Regions from separate parts of the Homo sapiens genome. Here regions 2 and 3 are each linked to region 1. A link is an interaction called in ENCODE POLR2A ChIA-PET data of the cell type or tissue named here. Cell type or tissue: A673. All regions are shown on one strand. Each heading gives the region's core, and the rest is flanking DNA. Links, peaks and the distances in the headings are about the cores only.

The links. Peaks named below come from ENCODE experiments on the same cell type or tissue, not always from the same donor. Only the 100,000 strongest peaks of a DNase experiment are listed, where the experiment ranks them.
Region 2: POLR2A ChIA-PET joins it to region 1 with 5 read pairs; 1 of 35 experiments calls an interaction of 5 or more read pairs at or near these places.
Region 3: POLR2A ChIA-PET joins it to region 1 with 5 read pairs; 2 of 35 experiments call an interaction of 5 or more read pairs at or near these places.

Annotation. Positions count from the first base shown.
Region 1 is chr7:16,706,230-16,716,921 of GRCh38, forward strand. BZW2 (basic leucine zipper and W2 domains 2) reads left to right here. Exons shown (of 12, transcript NM_014038.3): 12 at 1-288. Among named protein-coding and RNA genes, the nearest start is that of TSPAN13, 42 kb to the right of the region's middle. In A673, for the core only: no CTCF peak of the experiment used is centred there; DNase peaks (open chromatin) are centred at 2,812, 2,832 and 4,542; H3K27ac peaks cover 4,904 bases.
Region 2 is chr7:18,015,504-18,026,195 of GRCh38, forward strand. No RefSeq gene overlaps it. Among named protein-coding and RNA genes, the nearest start is that of PRPS1L1, 7.0 kb to the right of the region's middle. In A673, for the core only: no CTCF peak of the experiment used is centred there; a DNase peak (open chromatin) is centred at 4,258; H3K27ac peaks cover 880 bases.
Region 3 is chr7:17,183,094-17,193,785 of GRCh38, forward strand. The region is part of intron 1 of LOC107986772 (a long non-coding RNA gene); the gene reads left to right. All of the region lies in intron 6 of LOC101927609 (a long non-coding RNA gene), which reads right to left. Among named protein-coding and RNA genes, the nearest start is that of AHR, 110 kb to the right of the region's middle. RefSeq lists an enhancer at 2,829-2,898. In A673, for the core only: no CTCF peak of the experiment used is centred there; no DNase peak of the experiment used is centred there.

The sequences.
Region 1 (10,692 bases), core at 2,138-7,137:
AATGGTTTTGTTTTTGTTTTGTTTTTAAATGGAGCCCTGAGGCATCAGCTATTATACTTGGGACTCTACCTCTCACTCACTATATGCTAACTTAAAGCCATTCAACAAGGAGTCAAGTAGATCTGAAATTAAATACTCAACAGACTCCTCCTTTTTTAGCTGTATTTTTCAGGTACTGTGTGGTGACCGCCCCACTGGTGTCTATTACAGGCCACTTTGGTAGTTGTGTATCTGCTCATGTATGTGATTTGACAAACCAGTTTTTTAAAATAAATGGCTTTTTAAAAATCTGGGCTTATATTGTCAGAGCTTTTATTTCTTTCCTGTACGTGACTTCTTACACAGATAGTATTTTGGTGTTTTTTCTCTTTCCATCCACAATACTGAATGGTTATATTTCTTGTCATCTATTAAAAACTATTCTGCTCACACCTGTAATCCCAGCACTTTGGGAGGCCAACGCGGGAAGATCATGAGGCCAGGAGATCGAGACCATCCTGGCTAACACAGTGAAACCCCATCTCTACTAAAAATACAAAAAATTAGCCGGGTGTGGTGGTGGGCACCTGTAGTCTCAGCTACTCGGGAGGCTGAGGCAGGAGAATGGCGTGAACCCGGGAGGCGGAGCTTGCAGTGAGCCAAGATTGTGCTACTGCACCCCAGCCTGGGCGACAGAGCGAGACTCCGTCTCAAATAAAAAAAAAACAGAAAACTGTTCTGTTTCTCTCATCTCATGAGTAATACATTTCAGTTATCCTCATGGCAAAGGAGAAGTTAACCCCCAAATACACGCACATTGGTCTTATTAATAATACCATGGTTATATTATTAATAATTAAGCATATAAATATATGATTCACATGGCTCGTTTTCCTCAGCACTATTTTCTCCCTAGTTAGAGGAGAGCTAAAGATTTATGTATATAGGTTTAGGTCTTTGTTTATATTTATTTATGGCTAAGTTATTTTATCCTTTAAGTTATTCTTCTCTCAGTAGTATTCATAACAGTACGAAACATCTGAACATTTAGGAAAACTTTATACAGAAGTCTTTTTTTTTTTTTTTTTTTTTTAACTTTTGGAAAGCTTAAGGTACTGCCCTGGTGCTAGGGTGATGGTAATCTCTAAGAAGGAAACATTTTATCTAAGACTTGAAACAAAAGGATGGTACATTAGTAACCCATGTACTCATTAAGATAAGTAAAAGGAAAATTGTCATTGTTGTATCATCATCCTGTATCTAAAGAGGGTTTTCTGATTTCCTGTTTGTCTTCAGAAAAGAAAAAATATTTTCCATATGACTCGACCACTATTTATGTTCATAAAATGATAGATCATTTTCTCTTTTTTTGAGAGGGGCTCGTGCCCTCTGTGGTCCAGGCTGAAGTGCAGTGGCATGATCACAGCTCATGGCAGCCTCAACCTCCCAGCCAGGCTCAAGCAATCCTTCTACTTCAGCCTGTCAAGTAGCTGGGACTACAGGCACATGCCACCACAGCCAGCTAATTTTTAAATTTTTTGTAGTAATGGGGTTTCACCATGTTGCCCAGGCTGGTCTTGAACTCCTGAGCTCAAGCACCCTGCCCACCTCAGCCTCCCAAAGTGCTAGGATTACAGGTGTGAGCCACTGTACTGGACCAGTCTTCCTATCTTTTAAATATTTGATAAATGTCTTTCTTTCTGCCTAGTTAGAGCACTGTCAAGTTCTCTGCCCCAGCGATGGACAGAGTAATATCTGTTTAAATAGATCTTTTTTTGTTGTTTTTTTGAGATGGAGTCTCGCTCTGTTGTCCAGGCTGGAGTGCAGTGGCATGATACTGGCTCACTGCAACCTCCGCCTCCCGGGTTCAAGCGATTCTCCTGCCTCAGCCTCCGGAGTAGCTGGGATACAGGCGTGAACCACTACACCCAGCTAATTTTTGTGTTTTTAGTAGAGACGGAGATTTCACCATGTTGGCCAGGCTGGTCTCGAACTCCTGACCTCAGGTGATCCACCCGCCTCAGCCTCCCAAAGTGCTGAGATTACAGACGCAAGTCACTGCTCCTGCCCCCTTCCATATATCTAAAAATTGTAATTTTGAAGATAAATAATAATTATACCATGAGTGTCTATTAATGTGTTTATTTGAATTGAAAAAATGCAAAATTTTAACTGAAAAATAAACTTGGCCAACTAAGTTGACACATCCTGACTGCCAGTTAGGATACATGGCCAGCATATTCTATAAACTGAATAAGTTAAATATGCATCTCTAATATACTGACAAAATTTAAAGATAAAATATTGAAAACATGCTACAAATGTTATGTCAACTTTTATGTGTTTTTATATGTCAATGTGTAAGAGAGTTATTGCTCCACTTCAGCAGAATATGAGTAAAAAATGTGAGCCAACAACTTTGTTGGCTCCAGCATTTCCAAGGTAACCAAAAAGCACAGTTATCCAAGGGCTTAGAATGGAACCAACATGGAACTAGAAGTCTATGGAATACTACTTAACGTTTTCCAGCGCAGAGTATTTTTCCCAAACAAAACTTGAAGTAGTGATTGTAAGGTCGGCACGCATGGGGAGGGGAGAGGAATGCTCAAACAGCAGGGACTCAGTAATGAATCTTCAAACCAAAAGCCCTGTCTTTCTCTGAAAGACAATTTCCTGTTTTTTGTTTGTTTCTTTGTTTGTTTTTAAATAAAACCAGTTTCTATTTTAAAAGTAGTTAAATTAGTTATCCATTGCCATAGAACAAATTACCCTAACATTTGGCCATTTGGCAGCTTTAAACAATAAACATATGTGATGCCACAGCTTCTGTGGGTCTGGAATCTGGAATCTGGGACTGGCTTGCTGGGTGGCTTCAGCTCAGCCTCATGAGGTTGCCGTCAGGCCATGGGCTGGAGTCGCTGTCTTCCCAGGGCTGTAGAATCTGCTTTCAGGGTGACTCACAAGGTTGTTGGTGGACCTCAGTTCTTGCTGACTTTTAGCCAGAACCTCAACTCAACTGCCTGAGTGACCTCATGACATAATAGCTGGCTTCCTCCAGACTGAGTAATCTGAGAGACAAGGAGCCCAAGAAGGAAGTCACCTTTAATAACCTAATATGGGAAGTGACATAACATCACTTCTACTATATTCTATTGGTCACGTAGACCAGCCCTGTATAATGTATATGAGAACTGAGTGAGAGCATGAATACCAGTACATCAGGATAATTTCAGGCCAACTTGGAGACTGGCTACCACAGTAGTACATACACAAAAATAATATCTGATAAATTAAAAATGTTCACCTTGCCAGGCATGGTGGCTCACACCTGTAATCCCAACACTTTGGGTGGCCCAGGAGGCTGGAGGAGCCCTTGATCCCTTGAGCCCAACACCAGCCTAGGCAACACAATGAGACCCCATATCTACAAAAGTTAAACAAACAAACTGGGCATGGTGGCACCACCTGTGGTTCCAGCTACTCTCGAGCCTGGGGCAGGAGGATTTGCTTGAGACCTGGAGGTTGAGGCTGCAATAAGGTGTGATCATGCTATGCACTCCAGCCTGGGTGACAGAGTGAGACCTTGTCTTAAAAAAATTAAAAATTAAAATTTTCACCTAATGGTAAAACAATGAAAGCCCTAAAAAAACAGAGAAATGTCTTTATAGCCTTCACATAGAGAAAACAAGACACAAAAGCAAAAAAAAAAAAAAAGCTCTGAATATAGAAAGTTTAAAATGTGTCTATACTGAAAGGCATATGAATGAGAAACACCAAATGCATACGGGATCAGTAGAGTTTCAACAGATGGATAAAAATAAAAGTTAATAAAATATAAACAGCTTCTATAAATAAGAAAAAATAAAGAATTTAACTGAAAATATACAGAGTATGATGAGTCAATTCAAATGGATAATTAAAATGAAAAGATGCTCAACCTTACTGTTAATTGGAGATGTACAACTTAAAATAATAAAGTCAGAAAAAATTACTAAAATCAATAACGTTAGTTGTATGAAAAGTGAGTTATTTTCACATATGGCCTTTACAGTTACAATCTGGCAATAAACATCAAGATTTTAAAAATGCATGTCCATTGATCCAGCACTCCATTTCTAGAAATCATTCCACAGTTGTACCCAAAGACCTATGTGCACTGATCACTGTATTAGTGACAGGCTGGTAGATGTAAAATGTGTATAAGAAAAAAGCCACTTGGCCGGGCATGGTGGCTCACACCTGTGATCCCAGCACTTTGGGAGGCCAAGGCAGGTCGATCACCTGAGGTCAGGAGTTTGAGACCAGCCTGGCGAGCCAAGATTGTGCCATTGCACTCCAGCCTGGGCAACAAGAGAGAAACTGCCTCAAGAAAGAACTGAAGGAAAGAAGGAAGGAAGGAAGGAAGGAAGGAAGGAAGGGGAGGGAGGGAGGGAAGAAGAGAAGAAGGAAGGAGGGAAGGAGGGAGGAAGGAAGGAAGGAGGGAAGGAAGGAAGGAGGGAAGGAAGGAAGGAAGGAAGGAAGGAGGGAAGGAAGGAAGGAAGGAAACGACTACCTTAAAAATTATCATAAATCTATATCATGAAACAAATTTTTTTTTTTTTTGCTGTGAAACAAATTGCCCTAACATTTAGCAGCTTTAGACAATAAACATTTTTTAAACATTTTTTCTGCCATAGTTTCTGTAGGTCAGGAATCTGGAAGCAGCTAAGCAGGGTGGTCCCATGATATGCATTTCTAATCTATGACTCGAACAGTTTTAGAATACTACTTGACATTTTCTAGCACGAAGTATTTTTCCCAAACAAAACTTGAGATAGCGATTTTAAGTTAAGGTAAACTAAAAAAGATGTTAATAATATATTGTTCAAGGAAAAATGCAAGTTTTAAAGAATGTTTTTTTCATCAAAAAAGTTATGTGTATGTATACCTTACCCTTATAAATACATAAAAGAGAAAATATTATCTAATAATTGTTATAAATGTTATTTCTGCATGTATCTTGGACAGTGATGGGACGAAGAAAGGGAAATAATAATTTTTCTTTTTACTCTTCACACCTATTTAGATTTCTTTAGAGTATCTGATACATTCATAATTTTAAAATTAATGTGCTTATTCTATATTATTTTTATATCCTGCTCCTTAATCATACTCTGTATTTTTACAATATCAATAACTATTCTTCAAAAACATGATTTTTGAACATGTCATTGTTCTTGGTCCAGAAGGGTCACAATTTATTTAATTATTCCAGAATTCTGTATAAGGTATCTTTAACTTTTTGCTTTTAAAAACTAGCATTTAAAATATACCTTTATATAAATTTTTCTTCATCTATGGTTATTTAGAAAAAACATGGAATTTGGCTTAAAGGGTTTGAACATTTTAACACAATGTGATGTCACTTTCTGGATTTGCATGTATACTTTTAAATACATTTTACTCCCATTTTGGGCATAGTTCAAGGCAGTATCATTTCAGTAAGAAATTTAAAATTATGTTAGTGTCTAAAAATAGAACGCTACACTTCGAAACTTCTGGAATTCAGCAGTTTCCAATTTGCAAAATTTTGTTGGGGTAGAGGGAAATAAAAATCTTTCATTTGCAAACCAAGAAACCAACAATCGTGAAACATATCATGTCTTGCATAGTCATAGAATTGTTTGGCTTGAGACAATGTGCGTCCCATTACTAATTTCTAAAACACCTCCCAGCTCATGCTGATTCAGTGTTTCTGACCACATCTTCTCTGAACTAATGGTAATTATTTCCTTTCTGCTCTCTGTACTTTTGAGAAATGATAGACTTCAAAGTCCCTCCTGGTATACCCTACACCCGGTATATACCTTGGTACACCTTTTCTTGTGGAATAAATGGGTGTAAAATGTTTCTTCCACATAAAACACCTTTTTAGAACTAATCTTTGCATGATTGAAACCTTTACATCTTGGTTTTATGTGCGTTTTAACTATTTTATTGACATACAACATATAGAAAAGTGCATCTAAGTCTTTGGCTTGAATGGAAATAGCACACCTGGGTAATCAGCGATCCAGTGAAGAAATTGAACGTTAGCCTCCTCCTACCTCTCCCAACCCCAGCCTCCACCCAAGAAATCATGATCCTGGATTATTTTTGCCTGTGTTTGAAATGGATGCATTTAATATTATTTTGTTAATGTCTTCTTTTACTCAACCTTGTTTTACCTTTTTTGTTGTTCTTTGTGTTTAGTTGTTTTCTGGTGTGTGATTAAGTAGCCACAGTTGACCTAGCAACAATAATGCCCAGCTCCTTCAGCAGGAACAGGTGAAATGAGAACATTATTTTTTAATGAGCCTGAATGTTGCACTATGTTCTTGGCAGAGAATAATTTCTAGGTACATATCTGTTTTTCAGAGATAATCTTTGGAGCACATGGTTTTCCTCATCATAAAAAAAAAAAATCATCCGTGTCTTCTCTGGAAAAGTAGTCACATCTTTATGGGCAAGATAGATTTTTTTTAATGAAATCATAAACGACTGTGGCTTCAGTCCTTTGGACTTCTTCCCACATTTGACTTTTGCTGCTGTTGTAAGTGAAGGGGTAGAGATAGGAACTTGGAATTGATTGGCTTGAGTGCGAAGACCCCATTCTGCCATTTAATTTGCTGTTAAACTAATTAGCTAGTCACTTAACTCTTGGTATTTACTTTGCTTAATTGTAAAAATAAGAGCTTGGACAGGATTCAGCCTTGAACCAATAGTGTGAGCCACCCAAAGTAATCTGCAAAACTCTGTTTTCATCAGATAGTCAGTGGTCTGTGACCTAAGGAAAGTAAAATATGACTGGGCTACCTTGCTGATCCTCAAACTTCAGCATGCATCAGGATCACCCAAGGGTTTGTTACAGTTGATTGCACCCCTGCCAGCCTGTGTCTGACTCAGTAGGGCTGGGGTCTAAGGATTTGCATTTCTAACAAGTTCCCGGATGACACTATTCTGTGTCAGAACCACACTTGGAGAACTGCGGGGCCGAATGGTTACTAAGCTCCATTTCTGTGCTGACTTTCTGAAGTCCGTTATGTCTTCAGTTAAGGAGACAGATTGTATTTTGTTCAACTCTGTATCTGCAATTGCCATATAGCGTAGCACATAGCTTGGCAGGAAGTTGGTGTCCCGTAAAGTTCGAATGTCTAAGTGAGTGAATGTGCGTTAAGAAGAATACCTTTTTAGGCCAAAGGTGGTGGCTCACGCCTGTAATCCCAGCACTTTGGGAGGCTGAGGCGGGCGGATCACAAGGTCAGGATATCGAGACCAGCCTGGCTAACATGATGAAACTCTGTCTCTCTTAAAAATACAAAAAATTAGCCGGGTGTGGTGGCGGTTGCCCGTGGTCCCAGCTACTCGACAGGCTGAGGCAGGAGAATAGTGTGAACCTGGGAGGCAGAGCTTGCAGTGAGCCGAGATTGCGCCACTGCACTCCAGCCTGGGTGACAGAGTAAGACTCCGCCTCAAAAAAAAAAAAAAAAAAAAAAAAAAAAGAAATCCTTTTTAAAGAGTTGATCAAAAATTCATCCTAAATTTTTCCTATACCTTCTTTAACAAGTTCAGCATTGGAGCCACAGCCTGACTGCTACTTCATGAGAATTTGGATTAATGCACTAAACAACGACACATCATTATTGATTGTGTCATTCCCTGGAACAGAGCCAATACACTGTGGGCCCATAATTTATTTATAAAATACTCCTGACACTTTCTCTTATTATTTGTTTTCAAAGGAAGCAAAAAGAACTTTACTGTGAGGATTGTCTAACCAGGCTCTGTAACAATGCCAATTATTCTTTTTTAAAAGTTGTTACAAATTTTTATATATTTAGGGAGTACAAGTGCAGATTTCTTAGGTGCATAGATTGTACAGTGGTGAAGTCTGGGCTTTTAGTGTACTCACTACCCAAATAGCATACATTGTACCCGACAGGCAATTTCTCACCCCTCAGTCCCACCCCTGCCTTTCGTAGTCTCCAGTGTCTATTCTTCTACTCTATGTCCCTGTGTGCCCATTGTTTAGCTCTCACTTGTGAAAGTGAAAACATGTGATATTTGACTTTCTGCTTCTGAGGGTTTTTTCCCATAAAATCCTAAAGTTTTTTTTTACTTTTTAAGTATTTTCAAGTATTTTTATTTTGTATTTTTAAAAATACTTTTCAGCTGGGCACAGTGGCTCACGCCTATAATCCCAGCACTTTGGGAAGCCGAGGTGGGTGGATCCCCTGAGATCAGGAGTTTGAGACCAGCCTGGCCAACATGGTGAAACCCCGTCTCTACTAAAAATACAAAAATTAGCCAGTGTGGTGGCTCACACCTGTGGTCCCAGCTACTTGGGAGGCTGAGGCAGGAGAATAGCCTGAACCCGGAAGGCAGAAGTTGCAGTGAGCCAAGATAGAGCCATTGTACTCCACTCTGGGTGATAGAGCCAGACTCTGTCTCAAAATAAAAAAATAAAATGAAATAAAATAAAACACTTTTAAAGTATTTTAAGAGGCACAGGAGAGTGGGAAATGTCTCAATTCAAATAGTCTTGATTTTTTTATTATTATTATTTTTTAGTCCCCAGGGAAGAAGCAGTCCTTGATGTTTTACAACCAACTAAATCCTTTGAGGAATCTTAGACCTTTTCGTAGCATTATCTTTTCTTTTTAGCAGGAAATCCTCATGGTTTTCTGAGTGTAGTCTCCAGACTGGCAGCATTGATATTCCCTGGGGGCTAGCTGGACATGAAGACTGTCAGGATCCCCCCAAGACATGCAAAATCAGAAACTCTGGGGGTGGACTGAGCAATCTATTTTGACAAGCCCTCCTGGTGATTTGGATGCAAGCTTGGGCTTAGGAACACTGACCTAACCCAAACTTCAGGTGTCAAAACATCTTGGAACACATTCCCAAGGGGACATAAGGGCAAGCAGACAAGAACTGAGGCAGGACCAGGCTTTGGCACAGGATAAGGGATTAGTGAGATGGTAGATTTCATTTTTCCTGAAAGCTGATTAAAACTGGCAAATATCTCTGGAGAAAGATGTCCTGGCATCCTTCAGTGGGTTTTACCTGATGTAAGAGGATAGAAGATGTTAGTGCCCTATAGCCGTATGACAGCTAATCTGAACTCATTCCCAAGTGTGTGGGAACACAGTGAAAAGTATAGTCCTAAAACTGGTCTTTCTTGATTTTTTTATCTTAGTGAGCAATAAAGTGAAAATGTATTTGTTTTTTTTTTCTTTTTTCCAGTGTGCTCACCAACAATTACAACCAAACAACAATTTTTGTTGTAGTACCAAAAAACAACTTTTCTAAATACAAGGAAATCTAAGAGATGACTATTTACAACATATCTAAAACTTTCAGAGAATAGAGAGTAACACAGGTGCTACAGAGTAGGGAAAGATGAATTTTCTGTGTATATGCTTCTAGCAGCCTAGATAGGAGAGTACCAGGCTAACTAGCTTGCAACAAAGGATTTTAAAATTCTGATGCTGAGGATAAAATAGCAGATGAGATATTTGATCATGTATCTTGCTTTGGACCAACCTTAAAGTTTTTTCATGGATTTTAGAAAAACTGTTCACTTTGGCCTCTAGCGTTTTGTTCAAATCACAACCTGTTTCACGTCATAACTTGTACCTGCTAAATGGCTTTGAAATATTTTGAGCAATGACAATGGCCAATGAATTATTTACGAGTGCATTGTATAATTTTCATATATTTGAGTTTTAAAATATGTGGTTTTAATTACTTTCTAGTTTAATTTCATTGTGGTAAGAGAACATAAATGGTAAGATTCCAAAGCTTTTAAATTTATTGAGACTTGTTTTATAGCCCAGCATATGGTCTATCTTGGTGAATATGCCATTTGCACTTGAAAACAATGTGTATTCTACAGTTGTTGGGTGGAGTGTTCTACAAATATGGATGAGGTCTTGGTGGTTGATAGTGTTGTTCAGAAGTTCTGCATCTTTAATGTTTTTGTTTTGTTTTTGTTTGCCTGGTAATTGTATCAGTTACTGAGAAAGGGGTATTAAAATCTCAGATTATGACTGTAAACTGTACATTTCTCTGTTTAATTTGGCCAATTTTGCTTTATATATCTGGAAGCTCTGTTATTAGATGCATACGGATTTATGATTGTTATGTCTTTCTCATGAGTTGTCCAACGAAATGTCCCGCTTTACCTGGTAATAATCTTTGTCTTGTCTACTTTTTAATCCACAGATATCTGATTTTTATAAACAACTTTAACAGTCTTCAGTTTAACTTTCTTTTTTTTTTGAAATGGAGTCTTGCTCTGTCGCCCAGGCTGGAGTGCAGTGACATAAACTCGGCTCACTGCAACCTCTGCTTCCCAGGTTCAAGCAATTCTCCTGCCTCAGCCTCCTGAGTAGCTGGGATTACAGGTGTGCACCACCACGCCAAGCTAATTTTCTATTTTTAGTAGAGAAGGGGTTTTGCCATGTTGGTCAGGCTGGTCTCGAACTCCTGACCTCAGGCGATCCTCCCGCCTCGTCCTCCCAAAGTGCTGGGATTACAGGCGTGAGCCACCGTGCCTGGCCTCTTGTCTACTTTATCTGACATTGGGATGGCCACTCCACCCTTTCAGGCATATTGTTTGCATGACATATCTTTTTCATTCATTTCCATTCAACCTATCTGTGTCATTACATTTAAAGTATGACTCTTCTG
Region 2 (10,692 bases), core at 2,046-7,045, 1.3 Mb after region 1:
GAGAAGCTAGCAAGTTTCTTTGAGAATAGCCAAGGAAGGGGAGGTGAGAGACAGAAAATAGGGGTTGACCCTTGAAGCTGATGCAATACTGCAGGTAGCAACAACCTATAATTTAACTTTTTGATATTTTAGCCTACTGATATATGTTTTGAAGAAGTACTTATGCTTAAGGAGTAGAGGAAAGACAAAACTTGGGAAAACTTGAGAGGTGTACACATTCAACTTCAGTATAATTTTGAATAACTCTCATGTTTAGGAATGGGATTTTCTTATTTATTTACATTTCTGATTACTTGAGTTATTTAGAAAACATTTTTGGGCATAGGTTTTTCCTACATCTGTTTTTCTTGGGTTAGCTTAAATTTCCTGCCTTATCATTAATATAAATTAATATTTCTTCAATAATTGAAGACTGCACATTACTCACAGTCATTACTCTTTACTGAAGAAATAGAAAATTTAGTTTTAGACAATACTTTATTAACTCCAGGACAAACATATTTGTAAATGAGGCCCCAATTTTAGCTTCTCTCATCTATTGTAAGAATTCAGTACATCGTACCGATGATGTTGAGGGTCCCATTTAACTCGAAGAGACTTTGATTCCATGGTTTCCTTACAAGTCTAGGGCACATGCCCATAAGAATTAAAAAGGTTACTCAAAGATTTTGCTTGTTTGAATATATATTAACTATTAAACTTTGCATAAATAGCATTTTAGGGTGTTTATTAAAATTTCCATGTATTACCCAAATTCTGTAATCAAACAGAGGAACGCACAAAGAGTCTTATAAGTGAGTCAGCTAATGGATGGAGATTTCTGTTTCAAATAAATAAAAGGAGAAAATCTAGGCTTTTTTCATGTCCACATAATGTGACCAAAACTCTTCTAGCTGTTTCACACATAAACGTTTATATTAAATTACAGCAGTTGTGCGAGGTATTTTGTCTCTTTTGTGGAAATGAAGAATCAAAGATTCAAAGACATATATTAATTGGTTACTAAGATAGCTGATAGTACAGCTAATATTATAATATTAACAGCTAATGCGCCGTAATACAGCTGTACGGTAATATAGCTGGCACAGCCAGAATTTACCTTAAACTCTAATTCTAAAACTCATTTTTGTTTTCACTGTCCCTTTCAGAAATATGTCTGCATATATAAACTGTTATAAAAGAAATAGTCATAATCCGTTTTTTCCGGATACTGCAGTTGTGAAGTTTACATCAGTATATATTGCTGAGTCAATAAAATAAGTTTAACCCCATAGATTAACCCAAACTTTTTAAAATGTAATAATTTAGTATTTCCCCAAATAAAAGTCAGCTGAGAAGTTGCCCTAGTCTAGTGATAACCTTATGAGAGGGATGGCATTTAAGTTTCGCCTTCTATGCCAGGTCTTATCAATTGATAGTGGCTGCCTGGATACCTGCATGGAGAAAGAATCTGAGGTCATGTCTCAAGTCAGCAGGAAGGAATTCTAGGATCCACGAGAGATGAAGGCCATGGTCATTGTAGGGGAAAGTAGCAGCTCAAGTATTGACCAGAGCTGCCACAGGTATTAGTAAAGTAGCATGTCTTTTGGAATGTTACTGCTCAAAACTGTCTTCTGCACTCAAAATTACCTCAATCAGTCTTGGTTTTGAGGCTTCGTGTTTCCTAAGCTTGCCAGATCATAAGAATCATTGAAGATAATCATTTAAAAATGTTGTTTTCCAAGCCTCTTATCTGAAGATTCGGGAAGTCAAGAGTGGGAAGCCAAGAATTTGATGACCTGGCAAGTTTGGGAATGTATGAGTTGCCAGTGTTTTCAGAAAGCTCCTGTGAAAGATAAAATTCTTATTAATGAGGAATAATTTAAGACATAATTTTCCTAGTAGAGACTTGAGCACTAACAAGCAAGGAGCAAACAAAAGATCAATTTGAGGTTAGGTGCAGTGGTGCACTCCCAAAATCCCAGAGCTTTGGGAGGCTGAGGCAGGAGGATTACTGAAGCCCAGGATTTCAAAACCAGTCTGGGCAGCATAGTGATACCGCATCTCTCTACAAAAGAAAATAATTTAAAAATTAGCCAGGCATGGTGATAGTCCTGTGGTCCCAGCTACTCAAGGGGCTGAGGTGGGAGGATTGTTTGAGTCCAGGAGTTCGGGGCTGCAGTAAGCCCTGACCTACACCAATGCATGCCAACTTGGACAATAGAGTGAGACCCTGTCTTGAAAAAAATTAAAATAAAAAAGGTCAATTTGATGGTGACTGGAGATAGAGAAGTTTAGAGCATGTGATAGCTTACCTACATTATCTGAATCTGCCCCAGCTTGCGGACTTAATCTCATTCTGCTGTGTCTCTTGCTCACTCTACTCCAGCCACACTGAACTTCTTTATGTTGCTGTAATTCATGCATGTTCCCACCTCAAAGCCTTTGCTCTTGCTGTTCTTCCCATATCTTAATATGCCTGGAGACCTTCACAGGGCTAGTTTTTCTAATCCTTCCTTAACTGGTAGGTTATTAAGTGGAAAAGCCAAATGGTAAGTGTATTAGTCTGTTCTCACACTGCTAATAAAGACATACCCAATACTGGGTAATTTATAAAGGAAAGAGGTTTAATTGACTCACAGTTCTGCATGGCTGGGGAGGTCTCACAATCATGGTGGAAAGTGAATGAGGAGCAAAGTCCCATCTTACATGGCAGCAGGCAAGAGAACTTGTGCAGGGAAACTCCCATTTATAAAACCATCAGATCTTATGACACTTATTCATTACCACAAGAACAGTATGGGGGAACCGCCCCCATGATTCAAGTATCTCCACCTGGCCCCACCCTTGACCCATGGAGATTAGTACAATTCAAGGTGAGATTTGGGTGGGGACATGGCCAAACCATATCAGTAAGCAAGGACGAAGAAGAAAAGCACAATTTTCAGTCTGTGAAACAGACACTACTCATTGCCTATTCCACAACCAGAGACTCTTTCATGTTGCAAAAGGGAGGCTCCCTTCCCATGCCCTAAGCAGTGAGTTATGCCAGTCATTACATAGCATTTGCAATGAAATCAAGATGAAAAAAATTAATGGTTTTCCTAGAAAAGAAAGAAAGAGAATGATGCATATAAAAACAGAAGAAGAAAGTCACTAGTTGCATAATAATTAATCAGGATAAAATGTGTTATTTAAAACCATTCAATCACTGCCTTTTCTTTTCTCATTCTTACAGGGTACTCATAAGTATAATCATCTGACTGTATCTTTGAAATAGAATTAGGATTTGGGAAGCATCTTAATAAACACTAACTGAAGCCACTCTGAAGAAAACATCATTAATCATGTCATTGATAAGAGATTCTGTCAGCATTACATTTAGAAATTTATACCCAGACTAAATTCCCGTAAACAACTCCCGTGTGCATTAGGGATTAGAAAAAAATGAAGGCTTCTTTGTTTACTATAACACTAAAAAAATATTGTTTAGGCCCAATTTCTCAAAATGGAAACCACCCAGGCACATGTAGTTTCCCAGTTGCAGAATCTTTCCAGTACAGTTCAGTTTGCACAATACTGCTGAATTCTCTTTAGAAAGTACTGTTTTCGCCCAGTGCTGTGGCTGATGCCTGTAATCCCAGCACTTTGGGGAGGCCAATGGGGGCACACTGCTTGAGGCCAGGAGTTTGAGACCAGCCTGGGCAACGTGGTGAAACACTGTCTCTACTAAAAATACAAAAAATTAGCCAGGTGCGGTGGCACACACCTGTAATTCCATCTACGCCAGAGGCTGAGGCATGAGAATCGCTTGAACCAGAGAGGCAGAGGCTTGAACCGGAGAGGCAGAGGTTTCAGTGAGCCAAGATTGGGCCACTGCATTCCAGGCTAGGCAACAGAGCAAAACTCTGTCTCAAAAAAAAAATAAAAATAAAAAAAATGAAAGTAGTTTTCATTGCATCAGCCATCTACTGAAAATCCACTTAAAAAGCTACAAGGGCTTCTCATTGCTTTTTTAAATAAATGAAAAATCCTTAGGCTGGTATTTTAGATGCCTACTTAGTTATTCCTAGGTTTGCCTATCATTAGGTAAGGTTTATATCAATTTTAAAAAATCAACCAAAGCACAATAGCTATTTAGTACTCTATCAGTCTATTTAGACGCTATTCTTTCTTTCTGCTGAGATGGTTGACTAGACCTATGAGTCACACACTTAATTTCTTCAGGAAAAGGTTATCTAGCCACACCCTTGGCCTTCTATCCAGAGCATGATTTTCTAACAATGAATTTCCTGATTTTCACATTCTTTGCCATCTGGATAGGCTAAGAAACTCAACAAATCATCAAGTTCTGGTTCCTGTTTACTTTATTCCTTCCACATTTATCACTTTCCTCTCTGCTTTTACTATAAGCAGCAAGGAGGAACCAGGCTGCATGTTCCACACTTAGCTTGGAAATCTCAGCTAAATATCCAAGTTAATCACTTAGAAGTTCTGCCTTCCACCCAACAGTAAAACACAATTCATTCATGTTTTCTGCCACTTTATAACAAGGACAGCCTTTCCTTCAATTTCAAATAACATACCCTTCATTTTCTTTTGAGACCTCACTGGAGGCATATTTAATGTTGATATTCCTACCAACAATCTGCGAGGACACATACATTCTCTAAGATGAGAGAAGCATCTCTTCCTTCTGAGCCCTCACCAGAATCTCTTTTAACAACTCTATTTCTACCAACAGTCTCTTCAAAGCAATTTAGGCTTTTTCTTTCATATACCTCAGCATTCATTCAGCCTCTACCATTACCCAATTCCAAGGCCACTTCCACATTCCTACATATTTGTTATAGCAGGACTCCACTTCCTGCTACCAGAATCTGTATTAGTTTCCTGGGGGGCGGGGGAGCAGTAACAAATTACTATAAACTGGGTAGCTTGAAACAACAGAAATTTATTCTCTGGAGGCTAAAAGTCCAAAGTCAAGGTGTCAGCAGGGTTGGTTGCTTATGGAGACGCTAAGGGAGAGTCTATTTCCTAGCTTCTAGCAGCTGCTGGCAGTCCTTGGCATTTCTTGGCTTGTAGACGTGTCACTCTAATCTCTGCCTCCATCATCAATGACTTTCTCCCTTGTGTCTCTGTCTCTCCAACCTTCTTTTGCCTATTCATTCCTATAATGATATTTAAGGCCCACCCTAAATCCAGCATTACCTCACCTCAAAATCCTAAACTTATTTACATCTGTAAAGATCTTTTATCCAAATAAGGTCACATTCACAGGTTCTGGGGGTTGTGATTTGGATATATCCTTTTGGGGGCCACTATTCAGCCTACTATCCCTTTTGCTCCCCAAATTTCATGTCTGTCCACATATAAAACATGTTCACCTCATCTCAACATCTCCAAAAGTCTCAGCCCATGATAACATCAGCACTAAGTCCAAAATCTCACCTAAATATTATCAGCTCCAAAGCCTCAGATCTTGTCATCTAAATCAGATATGGGTGAGACTATGGGTATAAATTATCCTGGGGCAGAAATTCCTCTCTATCTCTGGATCACGAACATAGAAAACAAGTTATCTACTTCCAAAGTAAAAGAGTGGGACAGGCATTGCGTATCCTTATGCATGAATTGGGTTTACAATATATATCCTTATACATTCCTATTCAAAAAGAGAGAAATTGGAAGGAATAAAAAGGTTGTCAGTCCCAACTCTGAAATCTAGTAGGAGAAATTTAATTAAGTTTCAAGACCTAAGACTAATTATATGTGGCTTGATGCTTGCTATAGACAAAATGTTTGTGTCTCCCCAAAATTCCTGTGTTGAAATCCTAACCCCTACTATGATGGTATTAGGAGGTGGAAACTTTGGTGGGCGATTAGGTCATAAGGGTGGAGCCCCCATGAATGGGATTAGTGCCCTTATAAAAGAGACCCCCAAGAGTTCTCTAACCCCTCTGTCATATGAAGACAGTGAAAAGACAGCTGTCCATGAACCAGTAAGTGGGCCCTCACCAGGCACAGAATCTTCTAGCACCTTGATCTTGCACTTTTCATCCTTTAGAACTGTCAGACGTAAATTTCTGTTGCTTATAAGCTACGCAGTCTATGGTAGTTTATCACAGCAGTCTGGGTGGACTAAGATGATGCTCCACTTGCTGGGGCCACAGCTCTAGCCTCTGAGTCTGCAGCAATGGCTCCATTAGCCTCTGGGCCTATGGCGGCAGCTCAGTCTGCTTCTGGGCTGTCCTCAGCAGCCCCAGCTGGCCTCTGTGCCACTCTGCCCTTAGAGTCATTCATCCTCTCTCAAAGGGTAGTACACATTTGTAGCTGAGTATCAGTCTGTTTCTGGCTGTAGAATCACAGAAGTCCTGTTTCAATCTTATCTTTTATGAGTTCTAAGTTTTATATCCTTCTTAAAAAGGCCTTTTTGGACAGGTGCGGTGGCTCACACCTGTAATCCCAGAACTTTGGGAGGCTGAGTCGGGAGGATTTCTTGAGTCCAGCAGTGCAAGACCTCCCTGGCCAACATGGTGAAACCCCATCTCTACTAAAAATACAAAAATTAACCAGGTGTGGTGGCATGCGCCTGTAATCCCAGCTACTCAGAAGGATTGCTTGATCCTGAAGGAGATGGAGGATGCAGTGAGCCGAGATTGCTAGCCACTGCACTCCAGCCTAGGTGACAGAGGGATACCCTGTTTCAAAAAAAAAAAAAAAAAGGCCTTTTTAACTATAAAGGTATATGTGATTCCACATTTTCTTCTCATGCTTTACAATTCTGTTTTTTATAACCATTCCTAGGGAATTTATTCTCGTACATCATTTAAGGATGAGATAAAGCTGTGGTTTCCCAATCAGTAGCTAGTTATCTGGCCCTATTGATCCTATTGATTGATCAATGCCTTATTTATCTATAATATGCCAGTTTTATCATATATATGAATATTTGAGGTAATGCCTTTTTTTTTTTTTTTTAAAGAGATGAGGTCTTGCTATGTTGCCCAGGCTGGTCTCTTAACTTCTGGGTTCAAGTGATTCTCTCATCTCAGCATTTCAGCCTCTGGAGTAGCTGGGACTACAGGCATGTACCACGATTCCTGAGTTGATTTAATGACATTTTAACAGAATCCTCCCTCCCTCTCTCTCTCTTTCTCTAAATATGGGTGTGAGCTCTCAGCCAATGGGAATTCGTGTGTAGTGTGACGAACTGTATAAAACAGTTCTCAGGCAATAAGCATAAGAACACTATAGCCTCAGCTAGGAGGCCCACTGCTTAGCTACCATAGGGTGAATATGTTCTGCAGCATGTGTTATTTACTATTCAATGGGCTGTCTTTTGTTTATTTTGTATTTTGTAGAGAAGTTTGTCCCAAATGACTGATTAAGCATGTGGAAATAATAATGTTGAATATGCTTCATATAAGCAAGAAAATAGTGTTACAATGGGTCTTAAAAGTAGAAGCCTTGGAGAGGCTTTTGAAGAGGCACTTTCCAGGATGCAATCAAGGAAGCAGAAGGTTAAGACCATGGAGAAACTAGATATTGGTAAGTGCTAACTGACATTAAAAAGGCCATCCTAAGCATCACTGTGATCTAGATTGACCAACAATTGTATGAAGATAGCTAGGAAAAAACTAAGGTAGTAGTCTCATCCCCACTTCGGAGACTCTGAGTAGACCGCAGAAGTGGTTGCCAAGGCAGGATATCAGGAAAGCATCTCCATAGGGACTTTGTGATAGCAATTCTCTGATAGAGTTGATTCAGTTATGTACCTCTTTCCAGTAACACAGTCCCTCCACTAAATAGGGTATGTGTGTACTAAATTCCTGTAAGTATACATGAGTCTGTTTCAGGAATATACATTCTGCAATATTAATTTATGTGTCCATTCCTGCATCAATACCACATTTTAATCACTGTAGCTTTGAAATGTTTTAATGTATTGTGACACAGAAAAGATGTTGAATATTTTTGCTTATTTACTTTTCCAGATGAACTTTAAAATAAGCTTGTGTCAAATTCTCTTATCTTAAAAATCCCTTTGGCCAGGTACAGTGCCTCACACCTATAATCTCAGCACTTTGGGAGGCCGAGAAGGACAGACCGCTTGAGGTCAAGAGTTGAAGACCAGCAAGGCCAACATGGTGAAATCCCGTTTCTACTGAAAAAAAAAAATACAAAAATTAGCAGGGCGTCATAGCAGACACCTATAATCCCAGCTAGTGGGGAGGCTGACGCAGGGGAATCACTTGAACCCAGGAGGCGGAGGTGCAGTGAGCCAAGATTGGGCCACTACCCTCCAGCTTGGGTGACAGAGGGAGACTCTGACAAAAAAAAAAAAAAAAAAAATCCCTTTAAGATTTTGATTAGGTTCACACTGACTTGATAGGAAACTATCATGTTTGCAATATTGTTCTTCCTATCCAAGTTTATAATGTACTTATTCAGGTATTTTCTATATCCTTTGGCAACATTTTTTCATACAAATCCTACAGTTTTGGGATTTATTACTGGTCATGTTGTAGATTTTATTGTTTTAGGCTGTGGAAACATTTCTTTCAATTATGTTTTAAAATTATATTTTACTGGTATTTAGGAAAGATGTCATTTTATCTTACATACTTTCACTTTACTGACCTCTCTTATGAATTCTGAGTTTTTCTTTTGATTGTTGGATTTTTTGTTGGCAATCATGACATCTTCAAATAATGAAAGTTTTGGCTCTTTCCTTCTGGTATTGATACCTCTCTTTTTTTCCTTGCCTCTTTCCCATTGGTTTAGAAATTTAATGGGAATGTTTTCAATGTTTCATCATTAAGTATGTCCTTAATTAGGTCTATACCAGATTTTCTCTAGCAGGTCAAGCAAGGTTTGTTCTATTCCTATTTTACTGATAGTTTTATTTTTTCATAATATTGTTAAGATGATAGTAGTAATGCTACTATACTATATATAGTCTACATACATTTCTTTAAGAAATTTATTAAGACTTTTTATGACCTATTATGTATTTTTTCTTTTTAAAAAATCTTTAAAACCTGTGAAACCTGTTATATTTGCTTCATGCATACTTGAAATGTAAATTATGTTTAATTTCTATATTAAGTTGTGATAATGGAGTCATTTAAACCCTATAATACCTTTTCTTGATAACTTATGAGAGTTTTATCAAAATTTCCTTCTTTGATTATGATGATTGTGCGTTTCCATTTCTTCTTATATTCTCGCTGATTCACTTTTCTTTTTCTATTTCCATGTTGAGTTGTTAGGTAGATAAAGATTCATGATGATTATAACTTATTGGTGGGTTTAATCAGCAAAGCACATTCCACTTTTGTTTTGACTAAATCTATCATTGCTTGTTTCTTTTTGTTACCATTTACTTTGTATATTTTCTCTATCTCTTTATACCAAACTTTTTAGATGTGTGTCCTATAAATAGCATATTATTAGGTATTTTAGCTACCCAATCTAATAATGTATCTTTTACAAAATTAACCTATTGACTTTTGTGATAGTATATATTGGGTACTTTATCTTTGCTATGTTTTCTTTCTTTATTTCCTATCTTCAGCTCAATTTGTTGAGTTTTGCTTATTCCCCCCCACCCCCCTGCTCCACCTTCTTTTTCTTTCTAGGAGTTTGGAAGTTATTTATCCCATTCTTTTCTTCTCTGGCTTGCTCCTTGCCCTTGAATTTTAGAAAATACCTTATTTAAACTCAGGTTTTTCTATAATGTGAATGATTGTTGTTAATAACCTCCATCCAAAACTAGACAAGATCCTTAATAAATTTACACTAACCCTAACTCCTCCCAGCCTCAAAATTGCTTCATGATGTGGCCCAATTTTATGTGAGTTTTACCTTAATAACGGCCATAATCTTTACAGTAACTTCATAAAAATTATTTTTCTGTCAGTGTCACTTCTTTTTTTGCTTACCACCATCTCTTTTATTCTATGTGTTCTTCTTGGCTGTATATATTTTTTGTTTTCAGTATCTCCAAGAAGTACTTTCAGGAAACACTAGTGGTAGTAGTTTCTGAGTCCCTTAATATTGTCTTCATATGTCAATGATAGTTTGGCTAAGCACAGAAATTTAGGTGAAAAATAATATTCCTTTAGAACTGTGAGGAAATTATTCCATTTTGCTTACAGCCCAAGCGTTCAAATGAAAAATTTAAAGCAATCTGAATATTGTTTCTTTAAAACTTTCTTGTTTTTGTTTTACTCTTTAGAAATTCTTAGTGATTTTTTCTTGGAGATCAGAAATTTCACATGATAAATCTAGGTATGGTGCTCTGCACCACCCCTCTCCACCCCACACATATATGCAGATATTTTATTGGTTTTCCCTAAAAAGGACAATAACAACATTTTAAAAATATAAATCTGAGGTCATTTGAGGGGCCAACAAAATACAAGGAAGGGAGATAAAAATTAAATGTTTAAATTTAACAAAAGTCACTACAATGTCACCTAACATCTACTACAATGGTGGTAATAAACTAAGGAAGATTAAGTTACAGCAAAAATAACTAATATAAATATTAGAGATTACATAGCAAAAAGTGGGTTTGCCTTCCAGAAGACTATGGTACCCTGACCATTTGGGGCCCAGTAGGATATTTAGCAATGAAAAGGTCAAGATGGGTGGAGGTAAAGCTAAATCAAAAGGAACAGGTATAACTGAGAATCCAAGATAGAT
Region 3 (10,692 bases), core at 3,578-8,577, 480 kb after region 1:
TATTAATGTGTGTTTTAGGCAGTGTTCCCTTTTTATGTTTATGAAATTTTATGCTTGCTTTTCTGTTTCAGTATACATAATACTAAGGGGTAGGAACGCTATTTGCAATGACTGGTTGCCTGAAGCAATGCTAACCTCATTTCTGTATATTCTATAGAAGGGAATGACTGTGGATGTTAAGAAGCTCAGAAAAGGAGGGTTCTTGGAGAAATGAGGTATGTGGCTGGGTGCGGTGGCTTATGCCTGTAATCCCAACACTTTGGGAGGCCAAGGCAGGTGGATCACAAGGTCAGGAGTTCAAGACTAGCCCGGCCAATATGGTGAAACCCCGTCTCTACAAAAAATGTACAAAAAAACAAAAAACAACTAGTTGGACATGGTGACATGTGCCTGTAGTCCCAGCTACTAGGAAGGCTGAGGCAGGAGAAGCGCTTGAACCCAGGAGGTAGAGGTTGCAGTGAGCCAAGATTGAGCCACTACACTCCAGCCTGGGCAATAGAGGGATACTCCGTCTAAAAAAAAAAAAAAAAAAAAAAAAATGAAGTATGTACTTTTGCTGAAAAAAAAAATGCAGTCAGAGTCCAATTTGGGGATATGCTAAAAGCACATAATTGGGGAAGCTTGTGCTAGTGCTCATGAAGTATAATTCTTTTGAGAAATGACACAGTGCCTCTTAAAAACTATCGAGCTCTTACCAAAAAAATGCTCAATAAATCACAAACAGAATGCATGTGACAAACTAAATGAATACAAGCAGTTCCAAAGATGTATGATTCAGAAGGTTGACCCAGTTGCTAATGGTCTGATTAGCTGGAACAATTTCTATCTAGAGTGTGCCAGAAACAATCTGAAAGTGATCAGAATAGGCATTTAAAGTCAAAACCAAAGCGTTTGCCATACATTCAAAAACTACTTTCTGACTTGTATAAATTAATTTCACTGTCTCCTGATAGGTTTTGGCTCACCATGTCAAATTCTGGCAACTTAGGGTTATTATCTATTTTATTTGCCTCTAGAGAGAAAAGCTCTCACCCAGATACAGACATCTGTTTGCTCTTAGCACTATTGTTTCTTTCTGGGCTTGCCAACTTTGTCACTTTAAATGTGGCATTTAAAATATTCTTTCAATATGACAGCCTAAGTATAGCTTGTGATAAAAAGCAATCCTCTAAGCAAAGTTGGGCAAAAACAATTTTTGAGAACAAGAAAGCAGGTCAATATGAAATGAATATGTTATACTCAGAAATGGGATCTGTGAGTTCTTGTAGTCTCATTTAACAAATGTCTTTTTGATAGGCTTAATTATAAATCAATAAAAGTGTTAAAGAGGAAATCCCTGATGCTTAAAAAAATTATTTGTTGATTTAATGTAATTTGTCGTTAAAATAATTGCCTCTAAAGATAGTATATCAAGCACACTAATGAATTAAAAATGAACTTAGCAGTTAAACAAATTTTCATGTAAAACATTAAATCTATTTTGAAAATTCACACATTGCTAGATTCAATTTAAAAATTAACCTCAAGCCAGTTTAGAGATGTATGTACTGTAATTTATGTATTATAAAAGTTATAATGTATATTTGCAACAATTCATTTGGGACTATAAATAACCATAATGGCACCAAGAAAAAAGGTGACATCTGAAATTTATTTATCTAAATGATACAGATTTCTAACAATGTAAGATCATTTAGGTTGTCTCCAAAGACAGAAGTAATACGCAACTATATTGGATTGGATGTGCTAAAGACAGCTGAGAACTAAATATCTGCCATTAAGTCCCCAGAGCTCATATCAGAAATGGCATGTTGTCCTCATAGAGATGTGGACTCAACGGTTTGGTAAATATTTTTATGTACATGTAGACTCAGAGGGGACATTTGGCAGTCATGCTGGCAGCTTATTTTCAAATAGTCCAAAGAGTAAAGGAATGTTTATTTTGAAATTACTTTTCGGTTTAAGTACTTTAAAGCCTAGTGTTACCCAATCAGAAGTATGTGTGTGTGTTGAATTTAAAGCAATACATTAAACCTTCTTTTCTTTCTAGAGTAACAGAACTAACAAACATTAAAGGTGTCTTTTGCTGCCACTTTAAGGCTGTTTAATTAAAATTAGAAAGACAATTAATGGGGAAATAAACCAGCATTCACAGAGAGAGTGCAGGCCTGCCAAAGTGAAAAGGTTTTATTTAATAAGGAAATAGGGAAACACCTAAAATCGGTTGTTTATTTCCATTGTTCCTGGAAAAGAATTAAGATTTGGGATTCCAAATACCATCAGAAATGACTGCCTTTGGGGTATTGTTGCATAAGGAAAAGGCTTAAATATCTAAAAATTAAATCCCATTGTCAGATGCATAACAATAAACAATGAGAAGGTTAAAAATGACTATGCTTTTTCAAAGAGCTGAATCTCTGCCATGGCCAATAAATTAGATTACTCATTTCTAAACTACAATTATCTAATGTTGCAGGAACTGACATTTACTTATAAAAGGAATACTTAGTAATGATGACAAAGTAATGATGCTCTCTGGACTAGATTATTGTATGATTTTTATGCTTCCTGATAATAGATATATGATTGTTTTATCATTACTATGTATTTTTGGAGTTCTTTAGTACTTTCATTTAAAAAAAAACTTTCAAGTTCCAACAAAATAAAAAATAGGTCATGGCTTTCTCCGTGCTTTCTTCAGTTTCCAAGAGTGTATGTCTAACATGTGATTTGGTCGGACTGGCCTCCTGTGGACTATCTTTGACTGACTCATATGGTTCATTCCACTTCCCCTTCTTAAGGGTAAGGTTCATATCTTTAAGCAATTAGAAAAAAAAAGCCTACCCTGTTGAAAATAAAACTTACGTTTGAGGTAACACATTAAGACTACACTGCAGTAGATTATAGCCACTTATTCAATCAAAAGCATACAGTATGGCTTTTAACTCCTACTCTGTTTTGAGGCGGGGAGGTGAAGCAACCAGGATATATTAAATAACTATACCAGAGAGAAGAAAATGCTGCAAAAATGAGAGAATAAGACAGAAGGCAAACTTTCTAAACTTCTCAGCTTCGCTGTGAATTGGCTTTGCTTGGATTGTAACTGGGAGGAAAACTGAAAAGGTTAATGGTAGTAGGTTTCTTCCTTGAAGCTGACAAGATTTACACTTTTTAAGAAAAGGATTTATACTTTTAAAGAAAAGCAAAATCTATAAAAAGGGGCCTCATTTCTCAGATGTGGTCTTTGAGATTATCCCTCTACACTTGGCCTGTCTCTATCTTTGTCTCCTAATTTTCTAAACGCAGAAGTCATCCCTATTAAGCCCTCACATGTCTGCTCAGCCCTGGCCTGCATGTCCTGTCTCAGGGTGACAGGTTACTAAGGGCTAGAGAAAATATTGGGAGTATATCCAGTAGTTCAGACACACAGCCTTACAAGCATTCTTTTTGTGGGTTCAGCCCTGGCCCTGTTGACCCTCAAGTGTCCAGCCCTGGATCCTGGTTTTGAGTCCCAGCTCTGTCACAGATTCTTAGCACTGTCCTGGCCCCACCACTTACACGGCTCTGCAGCAGTACCCTGAAAACTGCTGGCTTTTCTCTCTGACACTAGTGCCTTCTCATTTAGACTTGCTTTTATCTCATGTTCCAATCATGACTGGCTTGATAATATGAAACTTACAGATCCTCAGATCATCTCCTTATCCTGGCTCTGCTTTCTGGACACTTGGCTCCATGGTTCCCTCTACTTGGCTTCTCCTTTGTCCATCCATTTTTCAACTTCCACCAGCTTCAGGGGTCTGCCCAGATTCCCGACCTCTATCCCCATCCTGATATCTCCTGGCCAGGACATGTGGGACCACACTGCCATCACCTGGGACCTTTACACCTTGTTTTATCCAAGTAAAATAGAAGTAAATAGGTTTTTTGTTACTGTTGTTGTTGTTGATTATTAAAGTTTCATATTTTATTGACATACTAAGATTGGCTTTAAGTCATTAAATCATAAATCTTTAACAAAGATGATAGAAAATTCAAGTTATAATGATACATCAGGATCAAACGGAATTTGCCCCAAATGGTTCATACATGTTTAATATGTTTTTCACTTAGCTCTAAGCCATCAGTTTCAGTCATGTTTTCTGGTAGGAGAAAAGGAATCAGCTTTATTACATGACAGGCTCACAGAGTCATCAAATAAGTCATCTGATTGGCTCTTACTAGATATATACTGTAAGGTCTGATTAGGAGCACCCTGCCTGCCATCAAGTGGGTGGGGGAGAAGGAAACTGAGCTGACCACTGCATATGTCTCAATAATTTCTTGCTCTTTAGCAAAACTCTATGAGCTTCAGGGGGGTTATGAGGGGGGTGTTCTTAATAATTTCTAGAAGTTAATCCATGATACTAAAGGAATTTGTCAATTATTTTTTGTCAGAAAAAAATTATGGTCTCAAATGGCTCATATATCCCTCTAAAAAATCAGATTGTAGAATGTAGAACCATCTAAATATAAGCATATTAATTCACCCCAATGCTGAGGTGAGTAAAGCTGGAGATTTTCACATCTTCACAGCAAGAGAGCAATTAGTCAAAATTACAATGAATCAAAACTTGGAAAATTTTCCTATCAATTTCCTCATGAAACTGAATGTCTAATAAACCTTTTCTAAAAAACCAGGATAGCATATTTCTATGCTTTTTAAAAAATTGTTGAACATGAATATCAACAAATAGGTTGTAGTAAAATTACTTTAGTTATAAAACTACATTATATTGTGATTTCATTTTTATTCAGCTAAGTTAATACTGATCAATTCTCTAAACTACATTTATTAACAAAGGCTAGAATACAAAATATTAAGTCAAAAATAACATTGATTTGTAGTCCAGCTGATTTGTGTCTGAAGAACACATTTCAAAGTTTGGTCATTTAAAAAGCAGTTCTCTTTAGTACTACTCCTTCATATTTAGGATACAAGAGAATATAGGAAATAATAGAATTGAATACTAAGAATTTTTATATCCAAATTTCTTATTTCTTTCTACAATAAATAAGTTTCACCAATCTTTTCCATCAGAAATATCTTAAACTTTTTTCTTTGGAGGGGAGATTTCTTAATGGGAAAATAAAATCTATTTTATTGAAGAGTTGGCTTTTAACAAACTGGTGAATCTGAAATTGGTACCAGGAAACCCTCACTGTGAAGGTAACCAATACTTACGAAGGACTACTGGATAAAATAATTTGGTGATTGGTACTCCTTATCTTCACCAGGAGAGAAAAAAAGGCAAATATAGGACAAGCAGGATATACTTTTGTCCTACAATGAGTCCATGTAGAATTTGAAATTAGATCTATCCTCCTAACTTTAAATCCCTTGCAAACTTAGTGAGTGTCACCGAGTCTGAAGTGTTTTAAAAAAACTTACCGTATATATTTAGGGTTTAATACATGATGTTTAGATATACATGCAGATAATGAAAAGGTTACCATAGTGAAGCAAATTGACATAGCTATCATCTCGCAGTTACCCTTTTTTGTTTTTGTGACATGATCACCTAAAATTTCCTTTTAGCAAAAATCCTGAGCACAGTACAGTATTTAAGTATAGTCCTCATGTTTTACATTAGGTCTCTAGATGTGTTCATCCTACCTATCTGGTACTTTATAACCTTTGACTTACATTTTCCCACTCACCTCCTAATGCTACAACAAACATGAGTATACAATTTTTCCCTTGAGATCTTATTTTCAAGTCTTTTGGAAATATACACAAATGTGGGCTTGTAGGATCATATTGTAATTATATTTTTAATTTTAAAAGGAATTTCCATATTGCTTTTTATAGAGGCTATGCTATTTTGTATTCCCACCAACAGTATGGAGTCTTAGGTTCTCCATATCCTCACCAACACTTATTTCCTCTTTTGACTTAAAAATAAAAATAAAAAACAATGTAAGGTAATATCTCATTATGGTTTCAATTCTCATTTCTCTAATGATCATAAGGATGCAGAATATTTCTCATATGTTTCCTGGCCATTTGTATATCTTTGTAGAAATATCTAGTCCTGTGTCCATTTTAAAATTAGATTGTTTGTTTTTGTTGTTATTGAGTGGTAGGAGCTCTTGATATATTTTGGGTATTAACCCCATATCAGACACATGGCTCACAAATATTTTCTCATTACATATGCTGTCTTTTTACTGTTGATTGTTTCCTTTGCTGTGTACAATTTTGAAAGTTTAATGTAGTCTATTTTGCTTTTTTTTTTTTTTGTCTGTGCTTTTGGTGTCATATTGAAGAAATCATTGCCAACACCAGTATTATGAAGCTTTCCCCCTATGTTTTCCTTTAGGAGTTTATGGTTTCAAGTCTAATCCATTTTGAGTTAATTTTTGTGTATTGTCTAAGGTAAGGTGCTAACTTTATTATTTCGCTGGTGGATGTTCAGTTTTCCCAACATTATTTGTTGAAGAAACTACCTTTTCCCTATTGTGTAACCTTCACACCTTTGTGACCATATATGTGAGGGTTATCTCTGGGTTCTCTATTTTGCTCTATTGCTCTATATGTCTGTTTTTATGCCAATAACACTGTTTGGATTACCGTAGCTGAGTAATATGTTTTGAAATCAAGATGTGTGAAGTCTCCAGCTCTGCTTTTCTCTTTCAAGATGGTTTTGGCTGTTCAGAGTCCCATGAGATTCCATACAAATTTTAGAATTAAAAAAAAATTAATGCCATTGGAATTTTGATAGGGAATTCATTGAATCTGTAGATCACTGGGTAGTGTGGATGTTTTAATAAGATTAAGACTTTGAATCCATAAACGCAGGGTTTCTTTGCGTTTTTGTATGTCTTCTTTAATTTCTGTCAGCAATGTTTTGTAGTTTTCTGTATACAAGTCTTTCACCTCCTTGGCGAAGTTCCTTTTTTTTTTTTTTGATGCTATTGATACTATTGTAAGTGGAATTGTTTTCTTTCACTTTTCATAATCTACTTTTCAGATTGTTCATTGTTAGTATATAGAAACACAACTGATTTTTTGTGTGCTAATTTTATATACTGTAACTTTGCTAAATCGTTTATTAGTTCTAGCAGTTTTTTGTGGAGTCTTTAGGGTTTTCTACATACAAGAGATTTTTTTGTAATTTTTTTTTTTTTTTAGCTCATCAACTATTGTTAGTGTATTTTATTTGTGGCTCGAGATAATTATTCCAGTGTTTCCCAGGGAAGCCAAAGGACCTGTCAAAGAGACAGATATGTAGTAAATAGTCACAAAATTTTTGAATGCATGCTTGCATGCATGAACAAATGAGTGAATAATCTGATGATGTTTATAAGCATAAAAATTTACTCTTAATATAAGTTTTAAGCACCTCTTTAGCTTGAGATTCTGGAGCTCTCTCCATTTTGCTTTATCACCTAGAAATAGGAAACTACTTTTATGTCCCTAAACATGGTATATTGTTTCATGCCTGTATGAGTGTGCTCCTGCTGCTCCTTCTGCTTAGGATGGTTCTTCTCCACTTGGTACAAATGGCAAGGTTCTATGTATCCATTAGTACACAGCTGGAAGGCCAACTTTCCTGTAAAGCCCTCACTGCAACTCCTCTTCAGAGAGGAAAACATCCCCGACTCTGAGCTATATGCATGCTTTTGACCTTGCGTATGCTTCTGAGATTCACTGTACCACACACTTTTTTGCATATATCTTGATTATATTGTACAAATCTTTAGGGAAGGATCAAAGGCCCTCTATTCTTTGTTTTACATAACTTACACTGTCGCTGGTATTCATCAGTATTTCAAGAAGAAAAAGTTGAATATTATAGAAGCTAATAGAGGTGAGGATTAAGAAGGAGGGGCTACTAGTTGGTACCATATGTAGGAAATGATTCAGAGATACGATAATTAATTTGGAGAGTAGTATTAATAGAAAAAATAATAATGCTAGCCTTAGACACAAGGGGATTTAGAGACAAGAGACTATATGATAAGCAAGAGGATGATATAGTCATTTTTGTTAAGCATATAAGATATGCCTATAATAAGAATTGCTTTATTGATAATACGTCTAATATTGAATATCTAATATGAAATATATGTGGAGGGCATTTTCCCTCCTTCCAGGTTCCCATCCATATATATGAAAACTCCCTTTAGCATTGTTTTAAAATTTGATATGCAACAATTGTGAACCACGATTTTAATTGGCCCTCAATTGATCACTATGATATTTAATTTTTTTTATCAAATATTGTAAATTTGATCCTATAGTGTGGCTTTTATGGAAGGCAGTCTTCACCACAGACCTTGATGAAAGACTATGCTTATCACATGAAAGATTGGCATTAGGCAAGCAGTTTGAAGTGTCAGGTATTTGTAATTCAAAAGATTAAGCACGAAGCTTTAGGAAAATACAAATGAAATTAAATGTGAACTGTTTAACCTCAAGTACCCTTTTTCACACAACCAATTTACACATGTTTGGCAAGTATGTCCAGGCTCAAAACCTTGAAACCAAGCATGCTGCAAAACCATATGTATATGATTTATTAAAAAACAGTTACAGATGTATTGGACAAGTTCTAAAGTTGATTCTGTAAGCAGAACTAGTGGAAGAGCAACATAGTGTGTAGAGACATGGTTAAGATCATGAGTTCTGCAGTCAAACTCTTAGTTCAAAGCTCATTCCACCCCTTAATCCTATAAGATGAGCAAAATTACTTAATTTCAGTTTTATCATCTATAGACCTTGAGATCTCAATAACACCAAGCTCGGTGAGTAATTGTGAAGTTGAAATAAGATAACGTTTTGAATAATGTCTAACACATTTTAAAGACTCAATAAACATTTGCTGTTATTATTCTACACAAAGGAACATTAATGACAATATAACCAAATTAGAACAGAGAGCCATTTGTTAAGATTGTTAATAAAACCTATTGTATTTATTTCCTACTCCATGCCAGGTGCTGAGCAAGGTGCTCTAGGTAAATAATTTTGCTTACCTTCACATTATGTTATGAGTATTATTAACCCTATTTTATAAAAGAGGAGATTAACACTCAGAGATGTTACACAATTTGCTCAAGATCATGGAACTAGTCAGTGCAGATACAGGTTTTAAACCCAGGTATGTTAGACTCCTAATCCTGTACTCTTTGCATACTTTTTTAAATAATGGAGTTTAGAGTCTGACAAATGGAAAAGTTGAAGAAATGGTCCTTCATTGAGTACTTGTTAATTGTACTATTGTACGCTTTCACATCAGCCTATGCTACATCTCAAAGTTTAATCAAATCAATTTCCGAACCCAGGAAAAGATATATGAAAAAAAAGAGTACACCAAATATGGTTTCTCTAAAATAGCCCTGGGTTCTCAAAAGGAATAACTGACCTTGGTGCAAAAGTTGAAACAATGCCCCTAATTCTGTTAGGCCACTTTATGAAATCTGGGGATTAAGAGCTTTGTATAGCAAAATGCTATGGGGCCAGAAAGCTTCTCCCTCTATTCCATGGGGCAGTGAGGTGAATGGTGTACAATTAGGGAAGGAAAGGGAGGCACCTAAACTACAATCAAAAGAGACAAGGCAATGTCTGGAAGATAAAACGGTAAGATGAAAGAAATTTCTGGATGGCCAGGGGTCAAGGTAGAGCTATTAGAAGCTAATAAATTGATATTACCTTCAAGGAAACATGGAGCTAAACCCTCAAAAGAAGTTCTTCGAACATACTCTTTTCCTAAAAATAAATCAATATACCAAGGCCCACCAAAGTTCCTGTGCCCTTACTCCCCATCTGTCCCCATTCAGTATCAGAACTTTCACAACTGTGGTTTCCATGGCCGCTCAACTTGAATTCAATGTCTCTGATTTTGGAAACCTAACATTTGACCCTCTGCTCCCACTTCTTACTAGCAAGACTCCTTTGTTCCCACTCAATTCCTCTTCTATTTACTGCCAATCAAAATTATTAGAATCAACAAGAAGAAAACCAAATAACGCTGTTAAAAAGTGGGCAAAGGACATGAACAGACACTTCTCCAAAGAAGACATACAAGCAGCCAACAAACATTTTAAAAAATGCTCAACATCACTAATGATCAGAGAAATGCAAATGAAAACCACAGTGAGACACTGTCTCACATTCATCAGAATGGCTATTATTAAAAAGCCAAAAAATAACAGATGTTGGGGGGGTTGCAGAGAAAAGGGAATACTCATAAATTGTTGGCAAGAATGTAAATAAGTTCAGTCCCTATGAAAGCAGTGTGGAGATTTCTCAAATACATCAAACTAGAACTACCATTCAATCCCATTAGTGGGTATATACTCAAAGGAAAATCAATTGTTCTACCAAAAATACACCTGTACTTGGTTTATCACAGCATTATTCACAATAGCAAAGACATGGAGTCTACTCAGCCCAATAGTGGAATGGATAAAGAAAATGTGGTACATATAATCATGGAACACTACACTGTTATAAAAAAATGAAATAATGTCCTTTGTAGCAACATGGATATAGCTGCAGGCTGTTATCCTAAGTGAATTAACACAGAAACAAAAAAAATCAAATACCACATGTTTTTTCTTACAAGTGAGAGGTAAACAGGGGGTACACATGCACATGAAGATGGGAACAATAGGCACTGGGAACTCCAAAAGAAGAGAGGGGAAGCA